2 separate regions of the Homo sapiens genome follow, and region 1 is linked to region 2. Evidence: chromatin contacts called from ENCODE Hi-C or POLR2A ChIA-PET data. All regions are on one chromosome and are shown on one strand. Each heading gives the region's core, a stretch centred on a gene start or an enhancer-like site at or near the end of the contact. The rest is flanking DNA. Distances are from core to core; before and after follow the strand shown. Region 1 overlaps ITCH (itchy E3 ubiquitin protein ligase). Region 2 overlaps ASIP (agouti signaling protein).

Region 1 (5,158 bases), core at 984-3,483, 200 kb before region 2:
TCTCCCGTCTCCCTCTCCCCACGGTCTCGCTCTCCCTCTCTTTCCACGGTCTCCCTCTGATGCCGAGCCGAAGCTGGACTGTACTGCTGCCATCTCGGCTCACTGCAACCTCCCTGCCTGATTCTCCTGCCTCAGCCTGCCCAGTGCCTACGATTGCAGGCACGCGCCGCCACGCCTGACTGGTTTTCGTATTTTTTTGGTGGAGACGGGATTTCGATGTGTTGGCCGGGCCGGTCTCCAGCTCCTAACCGCGAGTGATCCGCCAGCCTTGGCCTCCCGAGGTGCCGGGATTGCAGACGGAGTCTCGTTCACTCAGTGCTCAATGGTGCCCAGGCTGGAGTGCAGTGGCGTGATCTCGGCTAGCTACAACCTCCACCTCCCAGCCGCCTGCCTTGGCCTCCCAAAGTGCCGAGATTGCAGCCTCTGCCCGGCCGCCACCACGTCTGGGAAGTGAGGAGCATCTCTGCCTGGCCGCCCATCGTCTGGGATGTGAGGAGCCCCTCTGCCTGGCTGCCCAGTCTGGAAAGTGAGGAGCGTCTCTGCCCGGCCGCCATCCCATCTAGGAGTGAGGAGCGCCTCTTCCCGGCCGCCATCACATCTAGGAAGTGAGGAGCGTCTCTGCCCGGCCGCCCATGGTCTGGGATGTGGGGAGCGCCTCTGCCCCGCCGCCCCGTCTGGGATGTGAGGAGCGCCTCTGCCCAGCCGCGACCCCGTCTGGGAGGTGAGGAGCATCTCTGCCCAGCCACCCCGTCTGAGAAGTGAGGAGACCCTCTGCCTGGCAACCGCCCCGTCTGAGAAGTGAGGAGCCCCTCCGCCCGGCAGCCGCCCCGTCTGGGAAGTGAGGAGCGTCTCCACCCGGCAGCCACCCTGTCCGGGAGGGAGGTGGGGGGGTCAGCCCCCCCGCCCGGCCAGCCGCCCTGTCCTGGAGGTGCGGGGTGCCTCTGCCCGGCCGCCCCTACTGGGAAGTGAGGAGCCCCTCTGCCAGGCCACCACCCCGTCTGGGAGGTGTACCCAACAGCTCATTGAGAACGGGCCATGATGACAATGGCGGTTTTGTGGAATAGAAAGCGGGGAAGGGTGGGTAAAGGATTGAGAAATCGGATGGTTGCCGTGTCTGTGCAGAAAGAAGTATACATGGGAGACTTTTCATTTTGTTCTGTACTAAGAATAATTCTTCTGCCTTGGGATCCTGTTGATCTGTGACCTTACCCCCAACCCTGTGCTCTCTGAAACATGTGCTGCGTCCACTCATGGTTAAATGGATTAAGGGCGGTGCAAGATGTGCTTTGTTAAACAGATGCTTGAAGACAGCATGCTCGTTAAGAGTCATCACCACTCCCTAATCTCAAGTACCCAGGGACACAAACACTGCGGAAGGCCGCAGGGTCCTCTGCCTAGGAGAACTAGGGACCTTTGTTCACTTGTTTATCTGCTGACCTTCCCTCCACTATTGTCCTATGACCCTGCCAAATCCCCCTCTGCGAGAAACACCCAAGAATGATCAATAAAAGAAAAAAAAAAGAAAGTATGCAATTTTTATTTTGGTTATATTACAAAAATGTCAGTCAGATATTAAAAAATAGTTAATGTGATAGAAAAACCTTACATATTTTTTCTTATGTTTGTTTAGCGACTTTAGCAAAATGTTTTCATATAATCTCATCTGTTTACCTAGAAGATAGGTTAAGGAAATATATTATTATTCCTGTTTGATGTAGGTGAAGGCAGAGATCTAACCTGGCTTGTTTAGGGCCATACCACTAATTGGAAAATCTGTACTAGAACCTGTGTCTTATTACTATAAGCTATTATGTTCAGACTGAAACTGGAGAAATTACGACAATTTATAGCAGTAGTTAAATCTGAATGTGTATGGACAAAAATATTTAATTGCTCAGTAAACTGCTTAACTTCAAAGATAGTTATTAACCTCATAAATATTTCAAAATTTTGATTCTGAAGTCTAAGTCTGAACACAGACATAACACTATCAAAGAAGTTTGATCTCTGTTTTGACTCAACTAGAGGAAAAATGATTGGATGGGTTTATTCTTTTCTAAGCAGAATGGTTTAACTTTGTACTCTTTGAAAAACAATGCTGATTTCTAAATCTCTGCCTATAACAGAATGGAAACCTTATGAATGAATTGTGTTTCTCTGTCCTGAGCTGGAGAAGGGAATGAGCAGGCTGACAGGTCGCACAGCCCCAGGTGGCGCCATTCTCTCATGCAAGGATGGGGCTCCAGGGTGAGCAGCGTGGGCTGCAGTGTGTCAGTCCCAGGAGGGAGGGAGTGGCGAGCACCACAGATTACCACATATGTGTGGAAGACATTTGTATCCTTATCTTTACTATAAATAAATCCATAAAAGTTAAAAAAAAATTCCTTTTAACAAATGTCTAATATGAAGGAAAAAAAATTGTTTTCTCCTGTACTTTCCCCCATAACCAGTTGTGCTGTGTTAACAGAAGAAACACTATCCCAGAGCAATTTTATCCAACAACTATCCAAAGAAAATCTGATGCTAATTTTGCAATTAGTTTTGTTACCTTTAAGCAATCAAATTGTTCTCTTATATTTTTATTAACCAGTTATTTGATGGATGTCAAATCTAGGGTGACAGCTTTAAAAACTGTTTTAGAACCATCTAGTCAGTTATTTTGCAAAAGACTTTAGGTTTCAAAGTCAAAAGATAAAGGAACAGTTTAATCATGTTTTGCATCTTTCCAGGACTGGTAAGAGGTAAGCAAGTTGCTTCAAGAAACTCGTCCAACAGAGTGATAAAAGGGTGGTTATGAACATAAAATTAGAAATGGGCAAGGACTAGGGTGGGGAATGGCCTGTGACACTTACATCAGATCAAGGGGATGACTCATAATTCTCTAAATGGCCTCAGTAAAGCTCCACTTCCCACTAAAAAGTTTTCTGCTCCTACATAGCAGGATGCCAACTGGCTTTTTCCTTTAATGTCAATAACTGACGTTCCATTAGGAAATGAAAAAAACTGATTCTGAAAGCAAGTAGCCAGCTACCACCAACTGTCTCAACCTCTTTTCCCTTTGCATTCAATTCCGTACTTCTTGAAGCTGTAGTTGCTACAATACCACTGGTGCTTGAAAATAATCACTTCCACATCTGGCTATAAAACAAGGACTAACCAGATGTTTTCATTTTAAGACATTTTTTCACTAGTTATTTTAATCTTCTACATAACACAATCATTTTAACATTTAGTTGCAGTAGGTTATTAGTAATATCTGCAAGATAAAGGCGAATAGTAGACTAACTCAAGTTTTTTTTTTTTTTTTTTTTTTTTTAAATTGAGATGGAGTTTTGCTCTTATTGCCCAGGCTGGAATGCAATGGCACGATCTCGGGTCACTGCAACCTCCACCTCCCAGGTTCAGGTGACTCTCCTGAGTAGCTTTACAGGATTACAGGCATCAGCCACCAGGCCCAGCTAATTTTTATATTTTTAATAGAGACAAGGTTTCACCATCTTGGCCAGGCTGGTCTCAAACTCCTGACCTCAGGTGATGTACCCGCCTCAGCCTCCCAAAGTGCTGGGATTACAGGCATGAGCCACCGTGCCCAGCGAGTAAATTAACTCAAGTTCTGAAGACAAGTGAAAAAATCTGCTGACTACTTCTGAAAACTCATATATATCTTTTTTTAGATACTGTCACCAATGACCACTTTTTTTCCTGTTAAGAGTAACATACGCTTATTGTAAAAATCCAAGTAATACTGAAGTGTTAAAACAAGTCTTCCCCTCTCCTTTCTACAATCTGATAATGTTCATATGGGTATTTCCAGACCTTTGGCTACCAAAAACCTATTATCTTACCTATGCATTTATTTCAAATCATACCAGTTTAGAAATGGAAACCTGAAACACACACACACACACACAAACCTATTATCTTACCTATGCATTTATTTCAAATCATACCAGTTTAGAAATGGAAACCTGAAACACACACACACACACACACACACACACACACACACACACACCCCTTAAGCCCTAAGGTGGCTGGCAATGAGATCGCACTTGAAAAATTCAAGGACTTCAACTCAAGAAGTTCCAAACCATTCAGATTAAACTGACAGCACCAAAAGCGGGTCCTAAGCTAGCAGCCAGGGGGGAAATTATTGAGAGAATGAAACAGTACCTGTTGAAAGGAATCCTCAAACAATGTTTTTCTTGTCACTGTAATCTTTATGTGCTGTGGCATGGCCAGTTGCTGAAATAGAAGAATGACTTAAGTCAACTCTCATCATTAAAATAGCCTATCAAAAAAATCAAAAGGGGAAAGTTTTATTTACTTTTATCTTTCCTTACAGAAACAAGTAGACTATGAATATAAATTTATATTCAATAATGTTTACCAATGCATCTGTGAGTATTCATGCTAATTACAGATTAATATATGCAAACAGAAGAACCACAAGATTGATCTCATATGCACACTGCTTACTTAATAATGTGTCAAATAAATCTTTACTTAATCTTATTTTCCAACAGTTAATCCAGATTCTTCTTGCTTCCATGGGTCCAGTTAATTACAAGAGTTTCAAGTGTAAAAATATTCATCACAGTAACTTTGACTAGGGCATTCATTTGATTTAGAACCCATAAAAAATCATTAATTCCAGTAAATATCTATACATAAGAAATAGTTGATCACATCTGAAAAAAACACTGAATATAACATCTATGTATGGACATGTTCATGTATGTATGAACATGTATTTATCTATCAAAGTCAGTTATATCAAACGATAGATATAAAAATGGCTGGTGTCCGGGCATGCTGGTTTATGCCTGTAATCCCAGCACTTGGGGAAGATGAGGCAGGAGGATCATTTGAATCCAGGAGTTCAAAACCAGCCTGGGCAACATAAGGGGACCCTGTCTCTACTAAAAATTAGCCAGGTGTGGTGAAGTGCATCTGTAGTGTCAGCTAGCGAGAAGGCTGAGGCAAGAGGATCACTTGAGCCCAGGAGGTCAAGGCTGCAGTAAGCCATGATGGCACCACTGCACTCCAGCCTGGGTGACAGAGTGAGATCCTGTCTCAGAAAAAATAACACATAAAAATAAAGTAGCTGGTTAAAATTATATCAGAAAATGCTTTTACTTACATTTGAAGATTCCTG
Region 2 (4,643 bases), core at 737-3,236:
CACACAAGTCTGTTGTGTGTTGATGACTGTTGTGGTGGTGTGAAAGCAGAGGGAAACATGGTTTGAGAATTTTTTCCTGAACAATGGGACTGTCAGTCAAGGTGGACCACCCTTTCTTGGCCCCACATCAGGTGAATCAGCCTCTCCTGGGAATTACTTTGAATGGTCCAGTGCAAGGACTGAAGAGGTTGGAGCTGACATTCCTGTGGCTTTGCTTGGAAGACATTGTCCGCTTGGCTCCTCTAGCACCCCTCAGGGGCTATTTTTTTTTTTTTGGAGGCACGTTGTATAATCTTTCCTTTGAGGTCCCCAAGTCTCCCCAGGAGACTAACCCTCTACCTTTTTTTCTCTCAAGCTAGCTAGAGTTCTTTCTGTTGTTTGCACCTAAAATACTCTGACTGATTTACTTCTCACTTTGTAAACGTGGAAATGGTAGCATCAAAAGTGACTTGTTCAGGCTGGGTGTGGTGGCTCATAGCCTGTAATCCCAGAACTTTGGGAGGCTGAGGTGGGCAGATAGTTTGAGGTCAGGATTTTGAGACCAGCCTGGCCAACATGGTGAAACCCTGTCTCTACTAAAAATACAAAAATTAGCTGGTGTGTTGGCGCATGCCTGTAATCCCAGCTACTCGGGAGGCTGAGGCAGGAGAATCACTTGAACCTGGGAGGCAGAGGCTGTGGTGAACCCATATTGCGCCACTACACTACAGCCTGGGTGACAGAGCAAGACTCCGTCTCAAAAAAAAAAAAAAAAAAGGCTTGTTCAACGCCACACTATGAGAACTTTGGGCACAAGTTTAAGGCTATGCCCTTCAGGAAGAAATGATCCTGAATCAATCAGTGGCCACAAAGGTAGGGCAAATCTTCCTAGGTCAAGTTCACCCTATGTGTGTGAGACAGAAATAGAATGAATAATGGTGTTGGAGACGGCGGTCCCAGATTCTCACAACAATCAAACCATAACTCTGAGTCACAAATGTGAGTTTCAGTTCTGGTCATTAGACCAGCAGAGTTTTGAGAGGCCCAGGACCATGCTCTTAGCACTTTAGGCTTGAGGAGGAATTCTGAAAAGGAGAAGGAGGTGGGGCGTGGTGGCTCATACCTGTAATCCCAGCACTTTGGGAGGCTGAGGCGGGTGGTTCACTTGAAGCCAGGAGTTTGAGACCAGCCTGGCCATCATGGCGAAACCCTGTCTCTACTAAAAATACAAAAATTAGCTACTTGGGAGGCTGAGGTTGGGGGATAGCTTGAGCCTGGGAGTTGGAGGCTCCAGTGAGGCAAGATTGCACCACTGCACTCCCACCTGAGTGACAGAGTGAGACTCTTTCTCAAAACAAACAAACAAACAAACAAAAGCAAGAACTGGCTGGGCCCAGTGGCTCATGTCTGTAATCTCAGCACTTTGGGAGGTTGAGGCAGGAGGATTGCTTGAGGCCAGGAGTTTGAGACCAGCTTGAGCAACATAGCAAGACCCCATCTCTAAAGAAAAACCAAAACTGATAGTCTGAGGGAATAGACCACATATGCTAACAACGGTTCTAACCTCTAACAAGAGACAATGGCCATGGGTCACTGGCCCATAAGCTCTGTAAGGAGAGGATCCATATTGGACTTCTTCACCACTATGTCCACAGCACCTGGCACACACTAGGTGCTCAATACACATTTGCTGAATGAATGAATGAATGGGTTGGTCTTCCATGTGGTTGTCTGGACCCAGCAGCCAAGTGGCTTTGTTACTAATCGACTGAGTCTTTAGCTTTGCATCCTGGCCTCACCCCTGGGGGCCAAATGGTGCCTGCTTGGTGAACAGTGTCTGGAAAACACGAGGAGTGACTGCGGTATCTTCCCAATATGACATTTACTCAGCAGCAACTGTGGTACAAGGAACAAAAGGTTCTTGCCCTGTAGGACTGCAACCTAAATAACAGAAAACAAAACAAGCATCTGGCAGCTTTCCTGTGTGGGGGTGTGTGTGTTTGTTTCTTGTGTTAAGGAACAGAGAGGGAACAGGACACTACCTTGGATTTATAACAAGAACAGGAATGATTATTTCCTTTTTTTTTTTTTTAACCAGAGTTTCACTCTGTGGCCAAGCCTGGAGTGCAGTGGTGTGATCATAGCTCACTGCAGCCTCCAACTCCAGGGCTCAAGTGATTCTCCTGACTTAGCTGCCTGAGTAGCTGGGACTACCGGTGCATGCCACCACACCCGGCTAATTTTTAAAACTTTTTGTACAGACCGGTGGGGTGGCGGGGAGTCTCTCACTATGTAGCCCAGGCTGGTCTTGAACTTCTGGCCTCAAGTGATCGTCCAGCCTCGGATTTCTTTCTTTTTTCTTGTTTTTTTTTTTTTTTTTTTTTTTTTTTTTTTTTAAGACAGAGTTTCTCGCTCTTGTTGCCCAGGCTGGAGTGCAACGGCGTGATCTCAGCTCACTGCAACCTCCGCCTCCCGGGTTCAAGCGATTCTCCTGCCTCAGCCTCCCAAGTAGCTGAGATTTACCGCATGCGCCACCACACCCAAATAATTTTATATTTTTTGTAGAGACGGGGTTTCTCCATATTGGTCAGGATGGTCTCGATCTCCAGACCTCAGGAGATCCGCCCGCCTCGGCCTCCCAAAGTGCTGGGATTACAGGCGTGAGCCACCGCGCTTGGCCTCTTTCTTTCTTTCCGTTTTTTTTTTCCCCTGGGGAGAGGGGAGCACCTAGGAGGAAATGTGTGAGACTGAAAGGCTGTTCCTTTCTTCCTGGCTGGTCTGAATTTCCTGGTTTTGGAGGCAGCCTCGGGTGTTCCCAGGTTTAAAGGCAGGGGATAGCCTCGTTCCTAACCCCCAGGTCGGCAGCAGCGGTGACTGGGAGTGCAGCTGTGAGGCTGGGACGCCCGGGTTTCCTGAGCCCCGGGAGAGCAGCGCGGGACTCCGTGGCGAAGGGACCGAGAACTTTCGGGACCTTTACAGAAACAGCCGCACACCTTCGAGCAGCCTATATATATTGTATTTCGATTTTAGCCCAAGCCAGGTCTCCCTGAAGTCCCATCTCCTGGAACCTCCGCCCGCCTGCAGCCCTGGGAAGCCGCCCTGTTAGGGATCACCCGCCCGAGAAGCGCCCCGCGTCCCCGAAGCCCTGCCTGCTCGCGGCCGGGAGTGGGGGCGCTCAGCAGTTGAGGCTGAGCACGCGGCAGGAGCAGGCGCTGCGGAAGAAGCGGCACTGGCAGGAGGCGCACGGGTCGCAGCAGGCGGGTGCCGGCGGCTTGCAGCTGTTGCGGGTGGCCACGCAGGGCGCAGATAGGGGGGTCCGGGGCCGCACCACTTTCTTCATCGAAGCCTCCTTCTGCGTGGGAAACGCCGGGGCTTTATGAGCCGGCCACGCCCACCCCTCCGGTCCTCACCTCTGCCTGGGAGCTCCTCGGGCTAGGGAGATCCCGGACCAGAGGTTTCCCCGCTGGCTTGCCCACCGCCCACCGCCCGCTCCCCCAGTCAGATTCCCTCACCTCCATCCCCATCCAGACTTACCTGGCTCTTGCCTGGCCCTGGTCGTCTTCTCCCTAGTTTGTGTTTTTTTTGTTTGTTTGTTTTTTGTTTTTTTTTTAGACAGGGTTTCACTCTGTCAGCCAGGCTGGACTGCAGTGGCGCGATCTCGGCTCACTGCAATCTCGATCTCGGGCTCAGGCGATTCTGCCACTTCAACCTCCCAAGTAGCTGGGACCACATGTGCGCACCACCACGCTTGGCTAAATTTATTTTTATTTTATTTTCTATGTTTTTATAGACGGGGTCTCACTTATTGTCCAGGTTGGTCTCAAACTCTTGAGCTAAAGTGATCTGCCTGCCTCGGCCTCCCAAAGTGCTGGGTTTACATTACAGGCGTGAGCCACCGCGCCCGGCCTAAGTGGTTTCTCTTTGAACTTAAAATGAAACATGAACTTTCTTTTGGCCTTTGAGATTTGGCCCTTGCTTGCCTCTCCGACCCCTGTTAACTTCGCTGCCCCGCTGTGCACCGAACGCAGCAGGTGAGTTCCTGCTGCAGGAACCCAGCAGGAGCTGTCTTGGACACTGCTGCCACAGCTTGCTGCTTCTTTTCCTGGGAAGGAAATAGCCACTGGTTTTTGTACCTTCGATACAGGTAGCCACTGGTCATCTGTGGCTACTGAGTACGTGAAATGTGTCTAGTGCAACCTAGAAACTGAATTTTCAAATTTAATTTTAATTAATTTAAATTTAAAATGTAAAACTGAAGCAATATAAAAATATTCTTCCTCTTAAACACAACTTTTTAGTTAGAACTACATTTTATGCTTGTCAAAACTGAGCATTGGAATGAGATGTGCTGTAAACTATGCACCAGATTTCAAAGATTTAGCACAACAAAAATAAATTATTTCAATAACTTTTTAAATTAATCACATATTGAAATGTTAACATTTTGAATACACTAGGTTAAATAAAATATTACAATTAATTGCACCTTTTTTTTTTTTAAATATGGTTATCAACTGGGTGTGGTGGCTCATGCCTGTAATCCCAGCACTTTGGGAGGCCTAGGCAGGCGGATCACCTGAGGTCGGGAGTTTGGGACCAGCCCGACCGACATGGAGAAACCCGTCTCTACTAAAAATACAAAAATTAGCCCAGCATGGTGGCAC

The links. Hi-C counts contacts between places; a loop is a spot of excess contacts on that map. ChIA-PET counts read pairs that join two places held with the same protein, here RNA polymerase II (POLR2A). Pooled maps may share reads with other maps.
Region 1: a loop to region 2 is called in a pooled map, with 2.2 times the contacts of the local background. The contact joins two enhancer-like sites. A Hi-C loop is called at or near these places in 1 of 50 pooled maps. POLR2A ChIA-PET finds 5 or more read pairs at or near these places in 3 of 52 experiments (B cell, HCT116 and activated naive CD4-positive, alpha-beta T cell).

What each region holds. Positions count from the first base shown.
Region 1 is chr20:34,470,531-34,475,688 of GRCh38, reverse strand. It overlaps ITCH (itchy E3 ubiquitin protein ligase), which reads right to left. Exons shown (of 25, transcript NM_031483.7): 16 at 4,174-4,245. It also overlaps the pseudogene FDX1P1. Among named protein-coding and RNA genes, the nearest start is that of MIR644A, 6.8 kb to the right of the region's middle. RefSeq lists an enhancer at 657-1,601 and a silencer at 2,250-2,339. Within about 2 kb of position 2,233, at least 5 of the 41 ENCODE cell types and tissues checked have a DNase peak (open chromatin) inside an H3K27ac peak, as active enhancers do.
Region 2 is chr20:34,267,679-34,272,321 of GRCh38, reverse strand. ASIP (agouti signaling protein) reads right to left here. Exons shown (of 4, transcript NM_001672.3): 4 at 2,978-3,331. The coding sequence ends at 3,155. It also overlaps a transcript of AHCY not described here. Among named protein-coding and RNA genes, the nearest start is that of ASIP, 29 kb to the right of the region's middle. Within about 2 kb of position 1,986, at least 10 of the 41 ENCODE cell types and tissues checked have a DNase peak (open chromatin) inside an H3K27ac peak, as active enhancers do.